Regions from separate parts of the Mus musculus genome. Here all the other regions are linked to region 5. The links are chromatin loops, found by intact Hi-C in ENCODE. Cell type or tissue: heart. All regions are shown on one strand.

Region 1 (5,000 bases), 390 kb before region 5:
GCACACACTCTGAGTACAGAGGGCTTGTTTTTATTGGTTAGCAACAGAGGCTCTCACATGACCTCCTCCTAAGTCCAAAAGGACCTGAAGCTTGTGTTGCCATCTCCCAACACAAGATTAGTGGCCTTGGGGACAACCGTTTCCCCCACTCCCCCCCAAAAAAAATCCCTTCCAAAGCCTAGCAGTGAGCCTTAGAGCTATAGACGCTTTGGTAAATGCCTTAACTGCTGAACTGCCAGGGTACGTGAGCGGCTGCTCCTTAACACTGCTATTCTCCTGGCACCAGCAGACAAGGAGGTTCCCAACCCACAATGCTTTGAGGGAAGGTGGTTATTAGCAGCACCCAAGTTCTTAAATTGGAGTGACTACATGAGCACTTGGCAAGGCCCTCCTGAAAGCGTGCCAGCCCCTGATGTCAGCCACACAGTCCAATCTGTCCTGAGCCGAGGATGCTAATTCTGCTGAGCCCACCTACTGGTGCTCAGTGTCGCGCTCGGAGCCTATTCAGGCCAAACGAGGACTGATCAAAATTAAAACCTCTTGGAAAAGCGAGTTCCTCTCAGCCTTTCCCCTTTCCTTCCTGGATTCTTTGAAACAGAGTCTCACTACACAGCCCACACGCATCCGGAACTCTCACTCTTCCTGTGGCAGCCTCCCGGTGCTGGGATTACGGGACCTCCCCACCGTCACTGGCTGGAAATCTGTATTTTTCTGATTGATGGCTCTCAGGTGCAATTCAGGCGGAAACACTGCCTGGCTCATTTCCCTGTCAAGTGTTTCCAAAGGACGTGGGCAAAAGTGGGCTTGTACATTTCTCAATGTTTAGGACTCTGACCCCCCAGTGTCCCGGTTTCTCTGATCTAATGTGGGGCAGAGAGCTGTTTGCAGTGGCGGAACTGCGGTCCTCACCTTTCAACTTGGACCGGACCTTGTTTGCCGTCTTTTTGATGTCTGCCGTGAGGTCCTCCAACTCCTGTTTAGTCTCTGGGGGAGAAGGCAAATTGGGAGGTGAGAACAGGGGTGGGGCCCTAGGCCCTGGGCCCCACAAGGCAGCACTCACTCTCATCGGGGTTGGGGGCGGCAAGAATGGCGCTGTGCTGTTTCTTCACTTGCTCCACATCCTCAGACAGTTTCTCGATGCAGCCTCGGATCTCTTCCACCTGGGGCAGGAAATCAGTGACACCTTATCCAGGCTGGAGGGCCAGATGAGACCTAGCCAGCGTTCAGTGAAATCGGCCAAACCGTGAAGGCCAAGGAGTGTGCAGGGACGAGGGAATACACAAGGCAAAGAAAGCTAGGGGAAGGGACAAGGTTCTGGGCCAGGGCTACCCGGGCGCTCTACCTGCTCGAAGAACTCATCCATAAAGTGGTCTCGATCCACGTGGACCACCTCCTCTTCATCATCACTGTCTTTCGCCTGGAAGCAAAGCAAGGCCAGATCCATGAGCAGTCCCTACCCTGCGTCTCAAGGTTGACTCTACCTTTCTGTCCCTCCACCCAGCGCACATAACATGGACGGTATCAGTTCTAGACTCAGAGGAGGGATCTTGGGAAGGGTCCTCATCAAGAGGGATGGCAAGGTCACCAACACTCAGAGCCAGCACTGGATACCTTGTAGACCAGTGTCCTAGATGCCAGTGTCCCTTAAAGGAGTCAGCTAAAGGCGTTTTCTGAGATCTGAACAATCTCATCTGTTCAGAGTGTCCCTGGGAAAGAGGCACTGCTGTTGACTGCTGGATATGGACAAATTTCAATACTTTCAACACCCAGCTAAATGTCAGCCTGGTGATGACTGGCTCTGGGCTCCAAGGAGGATTCTAGAACGGTTTTCCAGAACTGTGAGCCTCCCTACCATTTCCTAGCAGCGCCTACCCAGGGCTCCCCTTTCCCTGCTACAACCTGACCATCCACTCCCCTCTTAAAGGTCCCATTGCTACCAAGCTGCTGGCTGCTGAGGCCAAGTTGAGCAAGCAGGGCCAGGCCCAGTGAGGGCCGGCTGAGCATGTCGGCAGTACTCTCTGACCCACTTCATCCCACACTCCCTCCTCCCACTGCACTGTCTCTTGGAGAGCCTCTTCCCCACGCAGCCGCCCACTTCCTTCCAGTCCCTTCCAACCACACACCCACCAACTCTCTCTGACTCGGATTTCCCAGTTGCAACCTGCAGCTGCTCAGCCCTCCACCCTCAGGGCTCAGAGACACAAAGGGATTCACCCACCCACACTGCCATCTCCAGGCAGACCAGTGACACAGACAGAGGAGCTGACACACAGGCACACAGAAATAGGCCCCCCAACACCCACGTGGAGGCACACAGACCCAGGCAGAGCTGCACTGCTGACACGTGGACAGAGGGAGAGGAGGAGGGTGCTGCCTGTTCACCCACCATCTTCGAGCCCCACAACCACGTTCTCGCCCAGAGTTGGGCGGAAGGTACAAGAGGGCTCCCCTGGGATCCCCATTCCTCTCTGCCTGGAACAGAATTCTCAGGGTAAAGTTGAGCTCAGCCATCAACAGACATTAAATCTGGAGGTCTAAGCAGTGCCAGGGTTCAGCCCGCATCACAGACAGGTTGAGCCAGAGTTCAGACAATGCAGCCAAGAGAGCCTGGTTGAAATCAAGCGGAGCCTCTGGGACCTGAAGGGAGAGCTGACGGGCCTGGGGCAGATCACACACAGGCCCTCCTGGAAGTCAGACAGGCTATGAAGGAACTGCACTTGGCTCTAATGTATCTCAGTCTGTTCGGATTGAACCCAGACAGAGCCAGATGGGACCAAGATGCAACTAAGACACTAAGATCACTTGGGATCTGCCAAGTAAGGGCAGCTCTGAGACCAGCATAACCCAGAGAGGACCTCCTGTGGCAGGCCAAAGTCACCTGTTTCTCAAACCGAGCTCAAAGGTCTCAAAGAGGCCGGGCGTGGTGGCGCACGCCTTTAATCCCAGCACTTGGGAGGCAGAGGCAGGTGGATTTCTGAGTTCGAGGCCAGCCTGGTCTACAAAGTGAGTTCCAGGACAGCCAGGGCTATACAGAGAAACCCTGTCTCGAAAAACCAAAAAAAAAAAAAAAAAAAAAAAAAAGGTCTCAAAGACCCTGCTAGGAGTTTTGGCTTCTCCAGCCTCCACCTGCCTCAGGACAGACACCAGAAGACGTTGGCCCTGGAAGCCTGTCAGGAGCTGGGCTCATTTGTAGGATGTACCAGTTTCTCATCGCGATTTTCCGGTGTCTCCTCCTCCAGGGCCACAGACTCCTGCTGACCTTCTCCTCCTCCTCCCTCCCACCTACTCTTGGCCAGCTTCACGCATGGCAGGGGAACCTCTGACAGCCTAGGAACCCGGGAACCTTCCTCTTCTCTGTCTCTTTCCCTTCCCATGCCAACTCCAGGAAGTCCTTCCTAAAGTCTTATTTCAGTCTCGCCTGTTTTCAAAGCCTTAGATTCTTCCTAGAGTATCCAGGCTGCCTATTTACTTGCCCTTGAGACAGGAAAAAAGGTAGAAGGGCCTAAGGTGATTTGGTTTGGCTAATGACCACAAGGAAAGCTAAAACTCCTGTGTACACGGATACTCACGGCTGTAATCCCTTCTGATCCTCACCACCACAGCCCAGTGAGAAAAGCTGGGCAAACACTGTTCCCATTTCATAGATGAAGGAGCACGGAGCCCGGTGGGCAAAGGACAATGACTTGCCCAAGGGCACCAGGCAGATTGGGACCAGGACACCATGGTCTGGCCACCCTAGTTCTGCTCCCCTGAAGGCTCTTCAGCAACCATTTGCATGGGCTCATTTCCTCCTGGGCCAGTTCCTACTCAGGCCTCTGCATCCTGACCAGCCAAGCTAGCAACGTCACCTACCAGTGCCTCTGCATGCATCTTACATTCTCGGTATGTCTTTGGATCTTCACCAAAACTCTCTAGAGAGAGGGGCTGGAGCCATGGCTTGGCTGTTAAGAATGTGTATTGGTCTTGGAGAGGACCCAAGTTCAGTTCTCAGTACCCATGTTGGGCAGCTAACAAGCACCTGCTTGTAACTCCATTCCAGGGGATCCAATGCCCTCTTCTGGTCTCTACAGGCTCCTGTACTCATGTGTGTTCTCTCTCTCTCTCTCTCTCTCTCTCTCTCTCTCTCTCTCTCTTTCGCTCGCTCGGTGTGATGGCACACACCTTTTAGATCCAACAGTCAGGAGACAGAGGCAGGCAGACCTCTGAGTTTGAGGCCATCCTTGTCTACAGAGTTACAGAGTTCCAGGACCTCCGGGGCTGCACAGAGAAACCTTGTTTCAACAACAACAACAACAAAATAAATTAAATAAATAAATAGATAGATAAATAGATAAAGAAATAAATAAATAAAATCATTTTGTTAAATCTTAAACAAAAACAGGGTCTGGAGAGATGGCTCAGTGTGTGAAGGGCAGGGGCTGCCTAGCCTGCACAGGATCCTGATCAGCTGGGACTACAGAGTAAAATCCTGTCTCCAAAGCAGGCTTATACCTGGCAGGCCCGCACTGTTAACTACAATAGAGGCAGAGGGAGGTGGGTCTCTGTGACTTCGAGGCCACTCTGGTCTACACAGCCAGTGCCAAGCCACACAGGACTAACATAGTAAATGCCTGCCTAAAGCATACAAACGAACTCTGTGACAACCACTGGCCAGCACAACTGCAACACTGACAAATACTGCAGAGGCTGATGGAGTGCCGGGTGCACTCTGAAGTGCTCGGTGTAGTCCTGCATGCGCTTGCCCGTTTAATTGACTTAAAAAAAAGAGAGTTTACTTTATGTGCATTGGTGCTTTGTCTGCATGTCTATCTGTGCGAGTGTGCCAGATCTCTTAGAACTGGAGTTGCAGATGGTGGGGAACTGCCATGTGGGTGCTGGGAATTGAACCCAGGTTCTCTGGAAGAACAGTTAGTGCTCTTAACTGCTGAGCCATCTCTCCAACCCCATTTAATTCACTCTTGACCTCTTTCTGTCTGTCTGTCTGTATCTGTCTCCCCCCA
Region 2 (5,000 bases), 220 kb before region 5:
AGTGACTCCAGTGGGGCTTGAGACTGCTGGTGACAAGTCTAGCTTCTGTCAGTTTGTTAGTGCCTAAAACAGCTGTTGTGGCTCTGGGCAGGACTGCTTGATCTGAACAGTAGTCATTCTTGCTTGTAGTGTTTCCTGTAGTTGGTTTTCTATACTTTGTGGGTTATTTTTCTCACCCTTTATCCCAATCCTATCACCCCTGGTTTTACCCTCTACCAATAGATAAAGAGGGGAGAAGGTATTAGCAAAATCCCTGAGTTGAGCTATTTTCTTTGACCATGATTATTAACAAACTGCAAACAGTCCCCCCTTGAATAACCACCAACCATGCCTCTCAGGGGCCCTAGCATTTATGTACCCTCTGAAAAGTTCCCAGAATTCCAAATGTCACACAGTTGTAGAAATTATAGCTGGCAAAACCATGCTTCTGCTAGAGCTCAAGGCAAATCATGTCAGGTGCTTCAAATAGTTCAAAGCAGTCTAACATCCCTGGGATTAAAATATTTTTGTGTTTTTTAAAGCAATCAAAATTGCAGAATTCTTAGTTTGTCTAGCTTTGGCCACTGGAGATGCGTAGGGCTGTTTGGTGGGTTAACTTTAGTTACAACCAGGATTGGAAGGTGCTTTTAGATAGTCTTTTGTGTAGCTGGTTCAGGGGTGGCAGCCCGGGTGCCCAGATGGAATTGGATGCCCTACTGGAAAGAATTGATGTTAATGTGCATGTCTGTCCCAGTGCTGTTAAGTGATGAGCTAGGTCTTGTTATTCTCACTTTGTGGAGGGATTCTGACATACAGTTTTCATCATCACTAATAAGAAGCTGGGGTTTGAATTTTCATCCTTTTGATTTTCTACTCTTAAATCACTCTAATACCAGAAATCTAAGACTTCTTAGAACTGAGTTCTCCCAGGAAAAAATACAAAGGAATAGAGGGGAGTCCCTTTGTGTGTGTGTGTTGGGGGGAGGCATGCATACCAGGGCTTGTATGTAGAGGTCAAAAGTGCAACCTTGAGTGTTGGACCTTGGTTTCTACCATGTTTGAATTACTGGAGTTTACAACTCAGAGTTCTGGGAGCTTTTAATCTGAGATTAAAGGCAGGTACCACCATGCACAGGGCATTTAAGATTCTGTGTTCTACTTTTTCCATGATTGCACTATTTTCACAGGAGAGGTAGAGGTATGAGCAGGTTACCAAGGGGGCCTAGAATACCAAACACCTATCAACTTCATTCCCTCCACCAGTGGACTTGGTCTAGTCTAAAGCCTTTACTGCAACAGGCCTCTGACTGGACCTCCCTGCTAGACCTGAGACCAAAGCTGGTCATAATAACAGATACTTAGGACACCTGAACTGCAAACTTAGTCCTTAAGCCCCATCCAACCCCATCATCTCTCATACAGTTTTCCATATGTACCCCACTGTCTGTTCACACTTGGCACCAAACACTTGGATTACAACTCATGGAAACCTTGAAGTCTACTTGTCTCAGCATGCTCAAAGCATGCACAAACACTGGCTCAGAGAATATTACTTTTCAGTATCTCTAAGACGAAATAAACCATTGCCACAGTGTATTTTCACAAAGGACCCTTCTAATAGACTGTGCATACCAATAAAAGGCAACCTTTTTTGTCCTCTCCAATCACTAATAAGATTTCACGTGAACTTGTTAGGCCTTTGATCCCAGGCCTATTTAAGACAGGGATCTAGGGGTCAAGTGAGATTCAAAAAATTCCATAGGTAGGACCATAAATAACACTTGGAAGAGTAGCTACTGGACTGGGGATGAAACTCGGTTGTAGAGAGCTTCGTTCACCCTGGTTTTGTCTTCTGTCCACTGAATGATGGCAATACCTGTTAATCTCAGCACTGCTGAGAGACCTGAAAGTACAGATGAGAGAAACAGAATGGCCCTGAAGCTCACAGCCCAGAGTTAGTATGCAGCAAAAAGAACAGGAACTCCTCCCTACCTCAAGGTAAGAAACAGAACTCTGGAGTTTGTCTTCAAGCTTCTGTGCAGACATGCACCCGTGTTTATATTCACACAATACGATCTTCATTTCTTTAAAGGATAAGCCCTTGGGGTTGGAGAGATGATTCTGCAGTCGTAACGACTGCTTTTTCCAGGGGAAACCCATGTTAAATTCCCAGCATTGTGTGGAGGCTCAGCCAGTAACTCCTGTTCCAGGGGATCTGATGCCCTCTTCTGGCTTTGGTTGGCATTGCATGAAATGGTGCACACATATGAACAGCCCCACCCCCAAAATCCACACATAATTAAAAAAAAAAAAAGGCTTGGGCTGGGCATGGTGATACATGCATTTAATCTCATAACTCAGGAGGCAGAGCTGGGCAGATCTCTTGAGTTAGGCCAGCCTTGTCTAGACAGGAGTTCCCAGAGCCCAAAGTCTTCTACGGACTGGTTTGTTTCTAGGTGCCTTTCTAAGCCCCATTGCCTGTTTTTTTTTTGTTTTTGTTTTTTTGAGATAGGGTTTCTCTCTGTACCCTTGGCTGTTCTGGAACAGCCTCCTCTGCCTCCTGGTTGCTGGGATTAACCATTACCTGGTTCCCATCCCCCCCTCTCGCTTTTTAGCTTGACCTGGATAATGTTACATGTGTTCTCAAAGGTAGCCTTTTGGGATAATATGGGAAAAGCTCCCAAATGGGGAGCCAGGAATCATTTGAGAAGCCTTTGCACTAGAATGGAGAAGCCATAACTTGGGTCTGTGGAATTTAGGTGTTGGAGACTGATTTGTGCATGTTTGGTATATGTTCTACCACTGGGCCACATATGGCCTTTGGAAATGTAGCTTAGCTCAGCAAAAACATCCCAGAGAGTAAACACAAATACAAATTGTTTTTTCAAAAATTGTGTATACAAAGTCAGGAGCTAGATAATGTAGCTGGAAAAGATACCTCAGCTCTGCTCCAGGTCCATCACCAAGTAGGGATGTATTTCCTTCAAGGCCTGGAGGAGGGAGTCCTTGCAGGTCAGGTTCCAGGATGGAACAAAGCTGAAGAGCTTCCTCATCTTGTCTTGGCTGGTGGTCTCTGCACGAACTGCCTGGTACTGTCCTTCAGTCAGCACACTGCCATGCAAAGCATCCAGCACTCCGTCCACTTCTGTGACCCTGGCAATGAGTGCTTGCCTGTGCTGGTCCACAAAGTGTCCTGAGGGTGGAAGTGAAAGCAGTGTTTAAAACTGCTTCAAAATTTACTAACGCAGTTTTAGGGGTTGGAGAATCAAGGAAAGCCACCCACCATGACTACATAGGCAAAGATAGGCTGTGCAAGGGTGTGGTAGGGTGGGGAGGCCTCACCTGTTCTGGCTGTACTCTGAGCAGGGACACTGGCTGCAGCTGCCACAGCTCCAGACTCTGCAAAGAAATGCCAGGTGGATCTTTATCAACAGACTTTCAGGGGTTCACTCCCACTCCACCCACGGTGCTAAGTTCAAGGCTACAAAGGGAAGATTTTTTTTTTTTTTTTTTTTTTGGCTATGGCAGGAGGAACAGTTAAGCGCCAAAGAGGCAAGCCTCTGCTGGTGTGCAGGAAGTTGAGGGTAGACGAACAAGGGGACACACTCACCTTCTTTAGTCGTTTGCAGCTGCTCAGCCAGCTCCTGTAAGCCCATGTCTCTAAGCACAGTCATTGTGAGCTCCAAGCCATACGACTCCAGATAGTAGCTGACAAGTTTGTCAGTGAGATCTATGGCGTCCATCTGCAGCAGGGCCCCGCGTGGGATGCGCCCATAGCCTTCTCGCAGTTGCACTGTCAGCAGCTTCATCTTGAACTTTTTGAGTTCATCCCCTGACAAGTTTTCAAGAGCGTCCAGGATGGCATCTCGTGCCCGCCCCATGGCTCTGGGGTGGGCAGCCGCGGTCACCTTTTACTCTTGCTGCTGCTCGCCTGCTGCAGCCTGCCTGCTGCCAGCCCGCCAAGACCAGGAAGTCAGCTGCTTAGGCCGATGGGCATGCTGGGACTCCCCCACCCTCTTTTCTTACAGCTCCTGTTCTTTCCCCAGCAAACTAGTTTTGGTTTCCGCCCCTAAGACTTTCAGACTTGGCTTTTTGGCTAGGCTGAAGAAACTAGGTGGAGGTGGGTTGGTGGAGGAAGTGGGGTGGGGACAGAGGGTGGAGCTAAGTTGTTACTCTGGCAGGTCCGGAGATGCTGAGAGACTCAATAGAGCTTACTTGCAAACCAGCTGTTGCTGAAAAGCAACCTGTTTCTGTTGAGTTTCTTGGAGCATAGAGGTTTAGAATCTTGGAAATCTAGACGCCCCAAATTTTGTTTCCCCAGATCTTAGGATCCACTCACATGCCATTGAATATTAGAATTTTAACAGCTAGAACACTAAGCCCCTTGAATTCCACAGATTTGGACAAAATGAAGTGCGAAAGAGAGTGACTATGTCTTCACCTTAGTTTCTTTCAGCTAAAAGTTTTTGTCACTCCCATCTCTCAGCCTCACATCTGCTAGAAGGTGGGGGACCTGGGCTCATGATGGGTTGGGTTGGAAGGGCTAAGGCTTCTTGAAACCTTACCAAATGCCCCAGCTATTAAATATTTTGTAGTGTGATGACAACTGGAGTGTAGAGACCTGAGTAGACAGCTAGCTACCCCCTTACTCCTGGGCTGGTTAGGATGACCTTGGAGCCTGCTCTGTACCCAGAATTCCTAACTGGCTTTAAACATGGCTGGGGGTCTACTGGTCCATCCCAGTTTTGATCTAGTCAGTCTTGTTTTATACCACACTGCCAGTTTACCCTTATCTTCAAGCTCAGTTCCTCTGGAGTTGCTTTTTCAATTCTTTGCACATGCTGTTCCCTAAACCTTGAAATTGCTTCTCTCTCAGACAAATGCTTGGCTCCTCAACCCTCAGGTTAAATGTTACTTCCTCCGAGAGTCCAGTCTTAAGAGTCCTCCATCTACCCATCTAGATCATATTGCTGCTAGTGAACAAAGCTACTTTTTTGTAGCTCTTGTGCTTTTGTGGGGGA
Region 3 (5,000 bases), 110 kb before region 5:
GGATTTCCTCAGATTCTGTTGTTATATCTCCCTTTTCATTTCTGATTTTGTTAATTAGGATGCTGTCTCTGTGCCCTCTAGTGAGTCTGGCTAAGGGTTTATCTATCTTGTTGATTTTCTCAAAGAACCAGCTTCTGCTTTGGTTGATTCTTTGTACAGTTCTTTTTGTTTCCACTTGATTGATTTCAGCCCTGAGTTTGATTATTTCCTGCCTTCTACTCCTCTTTGGTGAATTTGTTTTCTTTTGTTCTAGAGATTTTAGGTGTGCTGTTGAGCTGCTAGTGTATGCTCTCTCCAGTTTCTTTTTGGAGGCACTCAGAGCTATGAGTTTCCCTCTTAGAAATGCTTTCATTGTGTCCCATAAGTTTGGGTATGTTGTGGCTTCATTTTCATTAAACTCTAAAAAGTCTTTAATTTCTTTCTTTATTTCTTCCTTGACCAAGTTATCATTGAGTATAGTGTTGTTCAGCTTCCACATGTATGCGGACTTTCTATTATTTATGTTGTTATTGAAGATCAGCCTTAGTCCATGGTGATTTGATAGGGTGCATGGGATTATTTCAATATTTCTGTATCTGTTGAGGCCTGTTTGGTGTCCAATTATATGATCAACTTTGGAGAAGGTACCATGAGGTGCTGAGAAGAAGGTATATCCTTTTGTTTTAGGATGAAATGTTCTAGAGATATCTGTTAAATCCATTTGTTTCATAACTTCTGTTAGTTTCACTGTGTCTCTGTTTAGTTTCTGTTTCCATGATCTATCCATTAATGAGAATGTGGTGTTGAAGTCTTCCACTATTATTGTGTGAGGTGTAATGTGTGCTTTGAGTTTTAGCAGTTCCTTTAATGAATGTTCAGAATTGTGAGTTCATCTTGGTAAATTTGATCAGTAAGAAGTGTCCCTCCTTATCTTTTTTGAGAATTTTAGGTTGAAAGTTGATTTTATTCGATATTAGAATGGCTACTCCATCTTGTTTCTTGGGACCATTTGCTTGGAAAATTGTTTTTCAGCCTTTTACTCTAAGGTAGTGTCTGTCTTTGTCCCTGAGGTGGGTTTCCTATATGCAGCAAAAAGTTGTGTCCTGTTTACATAACCAGTCTGTTAGTCTATGTCTTTTTATTGGAAAATTGAATCCATTGATATTAAGAGATATTAAGGAAAAAATTGTTGTTGCTTCCTGTTATTTTTGTTGTTAGAGTTGGAATTCTGTTCATGTGGCTATCTTCTTTAGGTTTGTTGAAAGATTACTTTCTTGCTTTTTCTCGAGCTTAGTTTCCCTCTTTGTGTTGGAGTTTTCTCTTTATTATCCTTTGAAGGGCTGAATTTGTGGAAAGATATTGTGTAATTTTCATTTTGTCATGGAATACCTTGGTTTCTCCATCTATAGTAATTGAGAGGTTTTCTAGGTATAGTAGCCTAGGCTGGCATTTGTGTTCTCTTAGGGACTGTATGCATCTGCCCAGAATCTTCTGGCTTTCATAGTCTCTGGGGAGAAGTCAGGTGTAATTCTGATAGGTCTGCCTTTATCTGTTACTTGACCTTTTCCCCTTACTGCTTTTAATATTCTTTCTTTGTTTAGTGCATTTGGTGTTTTGATTACTATGTGACGGGAGGAATTTCTTTTCTGGTCCAAACTATTTGGAATTCTGTAGGCTTGTTGTATGTTTATGGGCATCTTTCTTTAGGTTGGGGAAGTTTTCTTCTATAATTTTGTTGAAGATATTTACTGGCCCTTTAAGTTGGAAATCTTCCTTCTCATCTATACCTATTATCCTTAGGTTTGGTCTTCTCATTGTGTCCTGGATTTCCTGGGTGTTTTGGGTTAGGATCTTTTTGCATTTTGCATTTTCTTTTATTGTTGTGTTAATGGTATCTTCTATGGTCTCTTCTTTTCTATGGTATCTTCTGCACCTGAGATTCTCTCTTCTATCTCTTGTATTCTGTTGGTTATGCTTGCATCAATGGCTCCTGACTTCTTTCCTAGGTTTTCTAGTTCCAGAGTGGTCTCCCTTGTGAATTCGTTATTGTTCTACTTCCAGTTTTAGATCCTGGATGTTTTTGTTCAATTCTTTCATCTGTTTGGATGTGTTCTCCTGTATTTCTTTAAGGGAGTTATTTATTTCCTTCTTATAGTCCTCCATCATCATTATGACAAGTGACTTTAGATCCATATCTTGCTTTTCTGGTGTGATGATATATCCAGGACTTGCTATGATGGGAAAGTTTGATTCTGATGTTGCCAAGTAACCTTGGTTTCTGTTGCTTCTGTTCTTATGCTTGCCTCCTGCCATCTGATTATCTCAAGTGCTAGCTGCCCTCAATATATCTGATTGGAGCCTGTCCTTCCTGTAATTCCGGTTGAGTCACAACTCCTCAGAGTCCAGATTTCTCTGATCCTGTGATTCCAGGATCCTGTTAACCTGAGATTCTGATTGTGCCAGAGTTCTTGGCAGTCAAGCTTCCTCTGAGACCCTGAGATCCTGGTGTGACCAAGCTCCTGGGATCCTGGGATCCTGGAATCCTAAGACCCTGGGCGTGTTAGACCGTCTGGAAGTGGTACCTCCTCTGGGGACTGTGGGGCTGTCCGCTGTGTTCGAAACTAAGGTAGACCATCGCTGACCAGAAGGAACCCAAGCCTCTGGTCAGGGGAGTTTCCTTTGCTCCTGCTGGCACAGGCCTCTCACGATTGTTTTGGAACAGATGTTGCGTTCCACTCACCCGTGATCCTAAGATCCTGGGCGTGCTAGGACACCTGGGGCATAGAGAGTCCTCTGGGGACCGTGGGACTATCCCTGATGATTTTTAAAAATAGTTACATATCTTAATTTTTTGTTTCTGCTATAGAGTTTTCTCTGTGTATTTGGGGCTTACATAAAGCATTTTATAGTTACAGCAGTCTTTTTTTTTTTTTTTTTAGATATAGTTATTTATTTCATACCAGAAGAGGGCACCAAATCTCATTATAGATGGTTATGAGTCACCATGTGGTTGTAGTTGCTGGAAATTGAACTTAGGACCTCTGGAAAAGCAGCCAGTACTCTTAACCACTGAGCCATCTCTCTAGCTCATAGCAGGCTATTTTTAATGGATGACAATTTCACCCACACTAAAAAACAAAATACAAAATACAAAAAGCTATTTGTCAGGCCATGGTGACACATACCTGTAATTCCAGCACTTGGGAGGCAGAGGTAGATGGGTCTCTGAGTTCAAAGCCAGCCTGGTTTACAGAGTGAGTTGCAGGACAGCCAAGGCTACACAGAGAAATCCTGTCTTGAAAAAACAAAAAAGTAAAACAGAACCAAAAACCCCTATTCATTGACAGCTTCTTCTACCACCTTTTATGTTGTTATTGTCATAACTGGTCAGCTGATATACAATAATGGTGCAAGAAACTGTAATGGAAAGGCTTTTTCAACAAGTGACAGAGGGGCTGAAAATCCAAAACAAACTGTTTTATCTCACATCACACGAAATGGATCCAAAGAAAATTTACTTTTAATGAGATTTAACATTCCGCCAATACACCAGCAGTGTAACCAAGCATTACTGAGGAGAAATAGAGACAGATGTTCACATGGAAATCTATGTGCAAATGTTTGCCATTGCTCTGCTCCTAATCATGCCAAACTGGACGCAATCCAGAAGCCCTCAGCTGGAGGGTGGAATGGTAAACTGTGCCGTGCCTACACAGCAGAGCACTCATCAGCAGTGGAAGTGAGTTACCAATGTATGCAAACACCATGAGAGACTTCCAGTGAATTATTCTAGGTGAAAAACGGGAATAATGGAAGCCATGCTCACAGCAGTCTAGAACAGGACAACTGTGACACAGGAACAGAAAACACATCAGTGGTCTCTAGGGATTGCCCACAGGGAAGAGGCCATCTGTGGGACATCAGGAGAGCGTCATATCCTGAGAGTGGTCATATGACGGTGTGTTTGCCAAAACTCTAAAACTGTATACTAAAACAGTTGAATTTTATCTTATGCAAAATTTACCCTCAATAAATCTGACCTTAAAACAAAAATGCTATTGACTTCAGGACAGTCTCGGTGCCTCTACTGGGTGGTGAGCAAGACAGCCTGTAATGGTGTGTGTGTGTCTCTCTCTGCATCTCTCTGTGTGTGTCTCTCTCTGTGTGTGTCTCGGTGTGTGCACGTGTGTTCATCTCTCTCCCTCTCTGTGTCTGTGTTGTATGTGTGTGCTCGCGTGCCCACACATGCGCACATGTGGGGTTTGGGGGCAGAGACCAGTGTTGTGAGTCACAGCATGATGTCCTCTCTACTATCTCTATTTTCCTCCCCGGGACTTCTCTTGGGTTAAGCTGCAGTTCATCCCTGTTTATCTGTTTCTTGCTCTTCTTTCCACATTGTTATGCTGACCGTCCTTGAAGGCACAGTGTCTGCTACCCAGTTTTGTGCTCAACAAAAAAGTCTTTGTTGAACAAATGAATAAATGGACTATAAATGGCTCAGTTCCAGGGCTGGATGCTACATGCTTACAATGAACATATGAAAAAGACATTTTTACTGGTAGGTGACACAAAAATTTCTGTGTAGCAAAGTTTTTCAGTACTAAAGACTAAACTACCCAGAGCTTCAAGAACATGGGATGAGTCACTGAGCTATAGCCGTATAACAACCACCACTACCACCACCACCACCACCACAATAATAAATAATAATTATTACTAAGTAATTATTAATTAACAATAAATATTATTTTGCTTTATTTTTTTGGTTTTTCAAGACAGGGTTTCTCAAAACCCTGAGATTTTGAGGTACTTCAGACTGCCCTCAAACTCACAGGGGACTGCCTGCCTCTGTCTTCTGAGTGCTGTGATTAAAGGTGTGCTACCACTGCCTGGCTATAATTTTGATTTTAATCCAGTCAATGGATTATGGCCAAATTAGACTTTATTCTCTGCCTCTACAAAGAATTCTAATCTACTAAAAGGGCTACTCTTTTGACATTGTATTTGTGTTGCCTGTGTAA
Region 4 (5,000 bases), 270 kb before region 5:
CCCCAGTATAGGGGAATGCCTGGGCCAGGAAGCTGGAGTGGGTGGGTTGGGGAGCAGGGGGTGGGGGGAGAGGATAGGGGATTTTCGGAGGGGAAACTAGGAAAGGGGATAGCATTTGAAATGTAAATAAAGAAAATATCTAAAAAATTAGTAAAAAAAAAAAAGAATTCATTTTTCTCAATAATTATTTGTTAGGTACCTACTAAGCAACAAGTGTTGTGTTATATAGGCTGGGCTTTGGAATAAGAAAAATAATAGCGGGGCTGGTGAGATGGCTCAGTGGGTAAGAGCACCCGACTGCTCTTCCAAAGGTTCGGAGTTCAAATCCCAGCAACCACATGGTGGCTCACAACCATCCATAAGGAGATCTGACTCCCTCTTCTGGTGTGTCTGAAGACAGCTACAGTGTACTTACATATAATAAATCTTTAAAAAAAAAGAAAGAAAAATAATAGCTAATAGCTTTTTAGATCTTAGTGAGGTCATTAATTATGATAACAACACTTGCATATTATTTTCATCTTCCAGATATGAAGTTTGAACATTTGGCAAAGTTGAATATTTAACAGCTGGTGGCGCTGGACTTGTGAAAGGGAGTGGAGGATGCCCCGAGAGAGCAAATTCTTGAGCATACTGTTGACGTGGACGAGACCAGGTCAAGGGCTCCAAGGCCTTGGAACCATGGGATACTGGCAAAGCTGTATCCACATATGGGCCATGCTCAAGATGGGTGGCAGAGCTCAACTCCAGAGTCCAAAACAAGTGATCAGTGTGTGTAAAGACTAGCAGCTGCAGCTTCCTCTGAGAAGTTTGCAGCCCCAAACTATTGGTCTACAGAGACCTCCTACTAAGACTAGTTAAACCTTGTCACTGTGCTATGCCCAGTGAACACCTCAAAGTTCCCAGCTATCGTGGGGATCTAACCCCAGCTTTGCTGTATGTGTGTCTGTCCTTTCTTCATTTTCTCACTTGACATAATTTGGGTTCCACAACCCCTGCCTCATGGGATGCAGGGTAGATGTAGCAGCAATTGGCACTTGGGAGTCTGGGGCTCTGCTGCATCATACTCCCAAGGGTAACAGTACACGTGTTGAGTCCTAGCTTCCATCCATCCATCTATAATCTTTGTGCCAGTCCTACTCATTGATACTCTTTTGTTTTGTTTTGAGCTAGGGTCTCACGTAGCTTAGGATGACCACTATGTAGCTCAGACAGGCCCTGAGCGGTTCACCTGGCTTCTCCTCTATTTACCAAGTGCTAAGATTACAAGTGCTTCCTGCTATGTCAGGCTCCATTGGCTGTCTTTGGGGTTTTGTTTTGTTGCCAGAGATTGAACCTAGCACCTCCTAGGTGCTAGGCACATACTGTACCCATGAGCTATACTCCCCAGATAAGATTCCATTGAAGATGAGGCTCAAATTTTCATCTACTGCTTAGGTGCTTCCTATGGGCTAGGAGATCTTACCTGGCAGGTATCCCTTCGTCCCGCTGGATAGCCAGCACACAACATCCCTGGCAACAGCTGGAAAGTCAGGTTGAAAGGGCCAGGACGGCTGTAGAGACATTGACAGGCAGCCTCTCCCAGCAACCTTAGCTCCACTTCCTGTAGAACCCAGGGCAGAGGCAGAGGGACTGAGGGCAGAACAGATACTGTGAGTTAGGTATGGAACACTCATCTCTCCAGACCTTTGCTTTGTCCCTTTCAGTGGCCACCAACATGCCTCTATCGAGTCAATGTAGCTCAGTTGGCAGGCTGCTTGCTAACATACACAAAGGCTGTGCTCAGTCCCCAGGGCTGAATAAACCAGGTGTGCTGGCACGTGCCTGTAATCCCAGAACTTGGGAACTAGAGGTGAAGAATCAGAAACTCAAGATCATCATCAGCTACATAGTAAGTTCAATGCCAGCTTGGGCTATGTGTGACCTTGTCTTGGGGGGGGTGGGGGAAAGATGGCTCCCTAGCCTACCACTTCCATCACACTATCTGTTGCTTCTTTCTTTCTTTCTTTCTTTCTTTCTTTCTTTCTTTCTTTCTTTCTTTCTTTCTTTCTTTCCTTCCTTCCTTCCTTCCTTCCTTCCTTCTCTCTCTCTCTCTCTCTCTCTCTCTCTCTCTCTCTCTTTCTTTCTTTCTTTCTTTCTTTCTTTCTTTCTTTCTTTCATTTTTTGAGACAGGGTTTCTCCATGTAGCCCTGGCTGTCCTGGAGCTCACTCTGTAGACCAGGCTGGCCTAGAATTCAGGAATCCGCCTGCCTCTGCCTCCAAAGTACTGGGATTAAAGGCGTGGGCCACCACTGCCTGGCCTGTTGTTCTTTCTTCTCTCTAAATCCTATTCTTATATTTGGCCCCTGTAAGCATCCGGCAAGAGCTGTTACAGATGCTATAGGTTGTGAACTATACAAGGTCCACAGACAATAATGTATATATGTTAGCACTAAAAACCATCAAACTGTCAACCCTGATGTGGAGTGGGTATTTGTTCAAAAGCAGAGCAACCTTTACACAAAAATATCATGTGTATTGGATATGGTCTTGTATCCATTTACCAAACACAGAAACTAGACTTTAGGATAAAAATTTGGGTGTTGGGCTGGAGATATGGCTCAGCAGTGGCACTGACTGCTCTTCTGAAGGTCCTGAGTTCAAATCTCAGCAACCACATGGTGGCTCACAACCATCTGTAATCTGTCGCCCTCTTCTGGTGCATCTGAAGACAGCTACAGTGTACTTACATACAATAATAAATATTAAAAAAAAAAAAAAAAAAAAAAAAAAAGAACCTGGGTGTTAGCCAGGCATGGTGGCACAACAAATCTCTGAGTTCAAGGCCAGCCTGGTCTACAGAGTGAGTTCCAGGACAGCCAGGGATACACAGAGAAACCCTGTCTCGAAAGACAGACAAGGGCTGGTGAGATGGCTCAGTGGGTTAGAGCACCTGACTGCTCTTCCGAAGGTCCAGAGTTCAAATCCCAGCAACCACATGGTGGCTCACAACCATCCGTAACGAGATCTGACTCCCTCTTCTGGAGTGTCTGAAGACAACTACAATGTACTTACATATAATAAATAAATAAATATTTAAAAAAAAAAAAAAGAAAGACAGACAAACACAAAAAAGCAAAAACACAGCAACAAAAAGAATATGGGTGTCATCTCTGTCTCCATTTAAAAAGATTATTATGTATGTGAGTGTTTTGCCTGATTGTCTGTGTGCACATTACATGTGTCCCTAGTGTGTGCATACAAAAGTCAAAGAAGGGGGCTGGTGAGCTGGCTCAGTGGTTAAGAGCACCAACTGCTTTTCCAAAGGTCCTGAGTTCAAATCCCAGCAACCACATGGTGGCTCACAACCATGCGTAATGAGATCTGATGCTCTCTTCTGGAGTGTCTGAAGACAGCTACAGTGTACTTACATATAATACGTTAAAAAAAAAAAAGGTCAAAGAAGAATCCAAGATACCCTGAAACTGGAGTTATTTGGAGTTACAGTTGGTTGTGAGCGGCCATGGAACCAAACCTGGGTCCTTTGCCCAGCAACAACTCCTTTTTAACTGCCAAGCCTTCTCTCCAGCCTCCCTGACTCCCGTTTTAACTCAGCTTCCCCACTTAGCTCCCAAGATGTCCCACTTGTGTCTCTGTATCCTCAGTGTAACTTCCCAGTGCAGGCAGCATAAGCTATTATCATGCATGTGAGTGTTTTGCCTGGTTGTCTGTGTGCACATTACATGAATGTGAATGGTCAGCCCGGCTCCTGAGTGGTCAGTTTCCTAATTCACTCTGTACCTGCTACTTCCAGGAGTAAATGGATGTTGCAGGCTCAGCCTGGGGCCCCAGTGCCAACATTCTGGATTCCAGGTGTATGTTACTGCTTACAGCTGCTACCTTTGTTGTTGTTGCTGCTGCTGTTGTTGTTAACACGGGGTCCCCCTCTGTAGCCCTAGCTGTCCTGGAATTCCCTATGTAGAACATTCCGACTTGAACCCCCAGAGATCCATTTGCCTCTGCCTCTAGACTGCTGAGATGAAAGGTGTGCGCCACTGCAATCAGCCCAGGTGCTACTTTTGATGAAAAGACTCAGGAACCAGAGAGGGACAGGGGATGTGAAGAGGTCCTTCTAGACTCACCAGAATCCTGAGAGGTCAGGCTATGGCTGAGCCTGTCCTTGGAACTCAGCTAGAGTGGTCTGGGGGCCTTGGTAGTGCCACTGGTTGGCACTACTCTGTCCTTCAGTCTCAGCATGACTTTAAGATCTTCTATACCCACCCTCAGCATCCTTGTGAGCGTTGCCCTGCCACTCGGTGTAGCACCCAGGGTTTCCCCAGGGCCTTCAGGATGGCCTCTATTTAGCACATCCTCTCTCCACACGGCCTCCTTCCCAGTGATCTCCTGCTGTGAAGGCCCACTGTCAGGACCCTCTGGCTCCTTCCACAAAGATTTCCTAGGTGTTCATGATCACCGTTTCCTGTTGGTACCCCTGCAAGCCGCAGCTATGGCATCTCCTCCACAAAGCGCCTTTCAAAGCCCCTAGTCCTGGAGAAGTGTGACCAAGCAGATGTAGACTAGCTATGTACCCATAGCTATGTTTACTAGCAGCAAAGTAACAGCCAGTAATAGGGGTGGCAGAAGATGGAAAAAGAGTCCGTCTCCAACACCACTGTGCTAGCCACTGCTGATAGGCATTACTTGGGTTTTCTCTGCCCCGTCACCCAACACCCCGGGAGCTGTTTTCCTCTTTTCGCAGGAGGAAATGTGCAGGGGGGGAATGCTTTGTCTGAAAGAGCTGGGATGGAACCCGAATCTGACCTAAATCCAAAAGAGAAAAGAAAAGAAAAAAAAGAAGAAAAAAAGAAAAGAAAAGAAAAAAAACAAACCAAAAACAAAAACGGAGAAAAGGTGAGGCCGGGCAACCTCGGGTACATAAAAAGAGGTTAGGAATTTTCCGTGGATCAGAACCAAATCTCCCAAGCTCCGCCTGGGTCCCATTCTTTAGGCTCAGCTTCCGA
Region 5 (5,000 bases):
TGGCAGAGCGTGTCTGCTGAGACATCAAGGGTGCTCATAACCGGTGGGCAAAGGATTGACGTGGGGATTGTGGAAAAGCGTGTGGTTGCCGTCCCCCCAGGCGAAGGGCTGCAGAGAGAAGGCAGACAGGTCACCCACCACAGTCCCTCCCCGCAATCCCCCTGCATGCTCTCACTCGCTCATCCTCTGGCGTACCTTGGTTCGGATGCGGAGGTGGTGATACGGGATGAACTCTGGGCGCTCGTGGTGGCCAGCGTGCATCCAGCAGTTAAGGGAGCAGAGGGCTACGCCGGGAAGAGCCAGCACAAAGGTCAGGAGGCGCCAGGTGTTGGCTGGAGGAGCAAAGGTGGGGTGTGAGTAGATTCATAGGCAAAAACTATCCCTGGGCCTAGAGGTCTGAAAGATCAGTGCCTGGTAGATCAGGAGAGAGGAGCCAGGAGACAGAAGGAGGGGGAAGCCGGGCAAAGAGAACAGATCGGCTAGGCTACTAAATCAGAGTCAGGCCTGGCCCCACTTACCTCCTGCCCCTCCATGGTCTCCTTTGGCTGCGCTGGCCATGCTCCGGCTCAGGACCTTTAGAGGCAGAGCCATTGTCAAAGGGAGGCTAGGAATGGCACTGTCCTTCTCTGTCTCCTTCACCCAGTCGAGAGGCTCTCCTCCCCTCTCAGAGCCAATCACCTGTTGAGCCCGCACATGGATGGCTATTTTTAGGGGCTTTCTCTATCTAAAGTGGGTCTTGACTGGCAGGAGATCCTCTTCAGGCAGCTGATGCAATGTGCCTTTTATTTTGGCAAGAGAAGATTTAAAGTGATACAAACTTGAAATATGTAAGCTGGAGGATCAGAGTTCAAGGCCACTGTTATCAACTTAATGAGTTTGATCACAGCTTGAACTACCTAAGATCTTGTCTTTAAAACAAATTTTACAGTGGGGTGGGGTGGGGGTGGGAGTGTAGCTCAGTTGGTAGACTGCCTGCAGTGTCTGCCTACCAAGTACCCATAATGTCCTGAGTTCTTTCCCTATTCCTACACAATCTCAGTGTGGTGCACTTATTTATAATGCCAGCCAGCACTTGGGACATGGAGGCAGAAGGGTCAGGAGTTCAAGGCCATCTTGGACTACGTACCAAGGTCAAAGCTATCCTGGGCTACACTGGACTGTCTATCTAAAGATTTATTTGTTTTATATATGTGAGTATACAGTAGCTCTACAGATGGTTGTGAGCCTTCATGTGGTTGTTGTGGATTGAATTTTTAGGACCTTTGCTCGCTCTGGTCAACTCCGATCACTAAGTCCCTGCTTGCTCCAGCCCAAAGCTTCATTTATTATTATACATAAGTACACTGTAGCTGACTTCTAGCACCAGAAGAGGGCATCAGATCTCATTACGGGTGGTTGTGAGCCACCATGTGGTTGCTGAGATTTGAACTCAGGACCTTTGGAAGAGCAGTCAGTGCTCTTAACCACTGAGCCATCTTGCCAGCCCTGGACTGTCTATCTAAATAAATATGTACTAAAGCTATCCTGGGCAACTCTGGACTGTCTATCTAAATAAATATGCACCATTTTTTCACAGTGGCACGGAATGACTTCATTTAATATTCTGTTCTCAATAGCTAGCACAGAGTAGACAAGTAATATGCTTAAAACTAGTTAGGTGCCCATTTAAAAAATTATCTGGGAATTGAATCCCAGGGCTGTGTGCATGCTAATTAAATGTTCCCCCACTGAGCTCAGGCTCGGTTGTTGCTGTGTTTCACTTGGTATTGGTGTGTGCTCATATGTGACACGGATGTGGCGCTCAGAGGACAACTTTATGATGCATACTCTCCTGGGAGCCGAGAGCAGGCCACCAGGCTTGTATAGTGAGCACCTTTGCCCACTGATACATCTAGCCAACCCAAGAAGCTTAAAGGCAAAGGGGGAGAGAAGATTGTAAGAGCCGGAGCTCTGTAGCCCAAGCTATATTCTCAGCCACAGGACTTTCTGTTCTTTCTCTCTGTGATAGGCTCTCACGATGTAGGCTAGGCTGGAATTGAACTCATGACCCTTCTGCATTCGTTCCATAAGTGCTATGGTCTAGGTGTGGATTGTACTGTACTCAGGTTTACAGTCTAACAGGATGCCTCTAGCTCTGAGCAAAGTTTGATGTATCTAATCCACTTATAAAAGGAAAGTAATAAGGGCTCTACACCTATACCTCTCATTTACTTTAAACTTGGGCTAGTAAGATGGCTCAGTAGGTAAGGGTGCTTGCTGGTAAGCCTGACAAACTGTGTTTGATCCCTAAGACCCACAAGGTAAAAGATATTCATGCTTCCAGGCCCCACAAGTAAATAAATGTCATAGAAATGGAATAGTTCCATCTACCCAGGTTCCTCTTTCTGTAATGAATTCTTCCCATAGTCATTTTTGTCCTGTTGGATTTTGGGACTGCTGTGGAAATGTGACTTTAAAATTTCCTGTCACCCCACCTCCATACACAGTTTCCTCTAATCTCCTCCCTATTTAGTTCCATTATGGCTACTGAAGAAAACAGTAAGAGGAACATTTGTACTTACAGAGGCTCTAGGTCTCCCTTTCCTCCTAAGTAGCCTCTCAGAGGTTTGCTGAGAATTCCCATCCTTGCCTTCTCTGCTCTTTGCAGCCACTCAGTGAATGCTGCAAAGGTCACTACTGTCCTCTACCGCCATCGTGTGGTACACTTGAGCACCTACATGGAGGTTTTTACTTAACCAATTTTCTACAGGTTTCTGTGTTATGATGTTGATTTTTGTGCTGCTGGGGACGGAACCCAGAGGCTAGGTACACAAGGCAAACTCGCACTCCCAGCTGCTGTTTTCTTTCTTTTTCTTTTGTTTGGCTTTCACTGAGTACCCCTGCCTGGCTTGGATTGTAAGTCCTCCTTGGTGCTGTTTTTCCAGGTGCATACCACCACATTTAGCAGGGTTTTGTCATAACTGTTTCCTTGTGAGAACTGTAGCATCTGCATCTGTAACATCTGTAGCAATTGTAGCATCCTTGCACCATGCATAAGTTAGATTCCAATTACTGGAAGGGTTTTTTTTTTCTTCTTCTTCTTCAGGCGGAGAAAAAACAAACTCACCTGTACCTGTCTTTGCTACTTTGTGGGTTCTTCTCTGCTCCCCTCTTTTATCCCCTGGTTTTAACTCCAACACTGGGTAAAAGAGAAACAAGGTTAGAAGGGAGAGAAGAATTAGGGAAATCTCTGAATCTAATGTCCTCCCTTTTGTTTCTTCTTTAACCACAGCTACTAACAACCCCTCCACCCCCCCCCACCCCCAAGTGACCAACACTCCCAGCCTGCCTCTGGGGCCCTCACATTTATGTATCCTCCGAAAAGTTCCCAGGATTCCAAAAGGTTACAATGGTAGAAAATATCTGCAGCTGGCAAAACCGTGCCTCTGCCAGAGCATGAGGCAAATCATAGTCAGCTGCTGCGGACTGTCGGAAGCAGCCTCACACCCCTACGCCTGGGAATAAAACAAATCACAGTCATGTAATTTTTCTGTGTTTTAAAAAAGAAATCAAAATTTCAGAATTCTTTTTTTTTTTAATTTTAAAACGGAGTTTATTTAGCCCCAATTAAGTCTAGTTTTATAAATTCCATCTGACTCCTCCACAGGAGAAAACTCATTGTTGTTTATTATTGTTGTTGTTGTTGTTATCATTACACACTAAGCCTGTCTGGGTGGCTATGTGTGAACTATCTGGGTGAGTCATAGGGTCTCCAGGAAGGTTGTCAGAGTTCTATGATTTCTTCTAAAAAGCGAAAAGGATTTATGTGATATAACTAAGTACCAGGAAGAGGTTATTTTTAAGCAGTTATCAGAAAATAAAGTGAAAGATGTGAAATGGGAAAAAAGATCTTTGAAGAGAAGTACTTGAGTAATCCAAGAAGCACAAATCAAAAGAGAAAAGGTTTCTTTTTCTTTGTCCTCACATCTTTAGCAGCAACCAGTTTTAACCAGTCAGGGATAGCCAGTGAGTATTAGGGGCATTATAACAGCTTGTGATTAAAGCAATTTAAAAAAGAGTATCCCAGATAGAGTCTCCCGGGCAGTCTTTTAGCTGCTGAACAGGTCACCAACACCCAGGCATTGCATGCACTGGGATTTCCCAGCATGAATCTTCCTCCCAGTTCCTTTTTTACCCTGGAGACAATTGCAATGACCAAGACAGGGAACATAGGAGCAATCTGTCTGTAACTTACAGACAGCCTCAGAGCCACCCTGGCTGTTGCTCCATTTTTCTACCCGTTCAGTCCAAGCAGCCAGGCCTGCCCTTCTTCCTTGGACTTTGCCTGACCTCGTCACCTCTCCAGAGTCCAACAGACACTTGTGTAGAACAAACCCCCAGGCTCTAGACTGGCTATTGACAAGAAGTCTTGCACTGAACTACAGTTGCAAATTCCTAGAGTCTATGGCACCATCCATTACAAAACACCATTAATGTAGAAATAGCTTCGAGAAGAGCAAACACCACAGGGAAAGATGGACCTGCTTTGATCATTATTCATCCTTATCTTATGGTTAGTAACTCTCTTATCCTCTCAGTTTCAGTAACATAATTGAATCTTTAGGGTAAATGTTTTTCTAAATAACTTTTGTCTGAATTATTTCTGGCTGGTAGTAACTATGTAACATCACACTGGCTGCTTTCTGAGGTAGGACTTTTGATGTTTGTGATGTCTTCCATACTGTTAGAGATGCCCAGTAATATAAATTTTGAGTTGCATAAGATATTCTTGTTTGAATTTTTCTTTCTTTCTTTCTTTCTAATCTGATTTTTTTTATTTCCTCCGTTTCTGTTGTTATGTCTCCCTTTTCATTTCTGATTTTGTTAATTTGGATACTGTCTCTATGCCCTCCAGTTAGTCTGGCTAAGGGTTTATCTATCCTGTTGATTTTCCCAAAGAACCAGCTCCTGGTTTTGTTGATTCTTTGTATAGTTCTTTTTGTTTCTACTTGGTTGATTCA

The links. A loop is a pair of places that touch in the nucleus more often than their neighbours do. Peaks named below come from ENCODE experiments on the same cell type or tissue, not always from the same donor. Only the 100,000 strongest peaks of a DNase experiment are listed, where the experiment ranks them.
Region 1: it touches region 5 in a loop (3-fold over the local background); 2 of 42 quality-filtered maps call a loop at or near these places.
Region 2: it touches region 5 in a loop (3-fold over the local background); 22 of 42 quality-filtered maps call a loop at or near these places.
Region 3: a loop joins it to region 5, with 6 times the contacts of the local background. A loop is called at or near these places in 31 of 42 quality-filtered maps.
Region 4: it touches region 5 in a loop (2.8-fold over the local background); 2 of 42 quality-filtered maps call a loop at or near these places.

Annotation. Positions count from the first base shown.
Region 1 is chr7:127,814,004-127,819,003 of GRCm38, forward strand. It overlaps Stx1b (syntaxin 1B), which reads right to left. Exons shown (of 10, transcript NM_024414.2): 2 at 1,343-1,417; 3 at 1,061-1,160; 4 at 910-984. Among named protein-coding and RNA genes, the nearest start is that of Stx1b, 8.0 kb to the right of the region's middle. In heart, CTCF peaks have their summits at 457 and 2,245 (motif pointing left); DNase peaks (open chromatin) are centred at 28, 398, 1,458 and 2,188; H3K27ac peaks cover 642 bases.
Region 2 is chr7:127,989,794-127,994,793 of GRCm38, forward strand. Pycard (PYD and CARD domain containing) reads right to left here and starts at 4,074. Exons shown (of 3, transcript NM_023258.4): 1 at 3,590-4,074; 2 at 3,322-3,378; 3 at 1,580-3,172. The coding sequence starts at 3,860. The coding sequence ends at 2,919. In heart, a CTCF peak has its summit at 2,209 (motif pointing left); DNase peaks (open chromatin) are centred at 2,218 and 3,958; H3K4me3 peaks cover 1,283 bases; H3K27ac peaks cover 1,252 bases.
Region 3 is chr7:128,095,366-128,100,365 of GRCm38, forward strand. All of the region lies in intron 12 of Itgam (integrin alpha M), which reads left to right. Among named protein-coding and RNA genes, the nearest start is that of Itgax, 32 kb to the right of the region's middle. In heart, a CTCF peak has its summit at 2,958 (motif pointing right); no DNase peak of the experiment used is centred here.
Region 4 is chr7:127,939,572-127,944,571 of GRCm38, forward strand. Prss36 (protease, serine 36) reads right to left here. Exons shown (of 15, transcript NM_001319147.1): 6 at 1,466-1,632. Among named protein-coding and RNA genes, the nearest start is that of Prss36, 4.7 kb to the right of the region's middle. In heart, a CTCF peak has its summit at 2,688 (motif pointing left); no DNase peak of the experiment used is centred here; H3K4me3 peaks cover 55 bases; H3K27me3 peaks cover 1,288 bases.
Region 5 is chr7:128,205,705-128,210,704 of GRCm38, forward strand. It overlaps Cox6a2 (cytochrome c oxidase subunit 6A2), which reads right to left and starts at 662. Exons shown (of 3, transcript NM_009943.2): 1 at 519-662; 2 at 196-332; 3 at 1-108. The coding sequence starts at 591. The coding sequence ends at 25. In heart, a CTCF peak has its summit at 2,696 (motif pointing left); a DNase peak (open chromatin) is centred at 687; H3K4me3 peaks cover 1,188 bases; H3K27ac peaks cover 1,295 bases.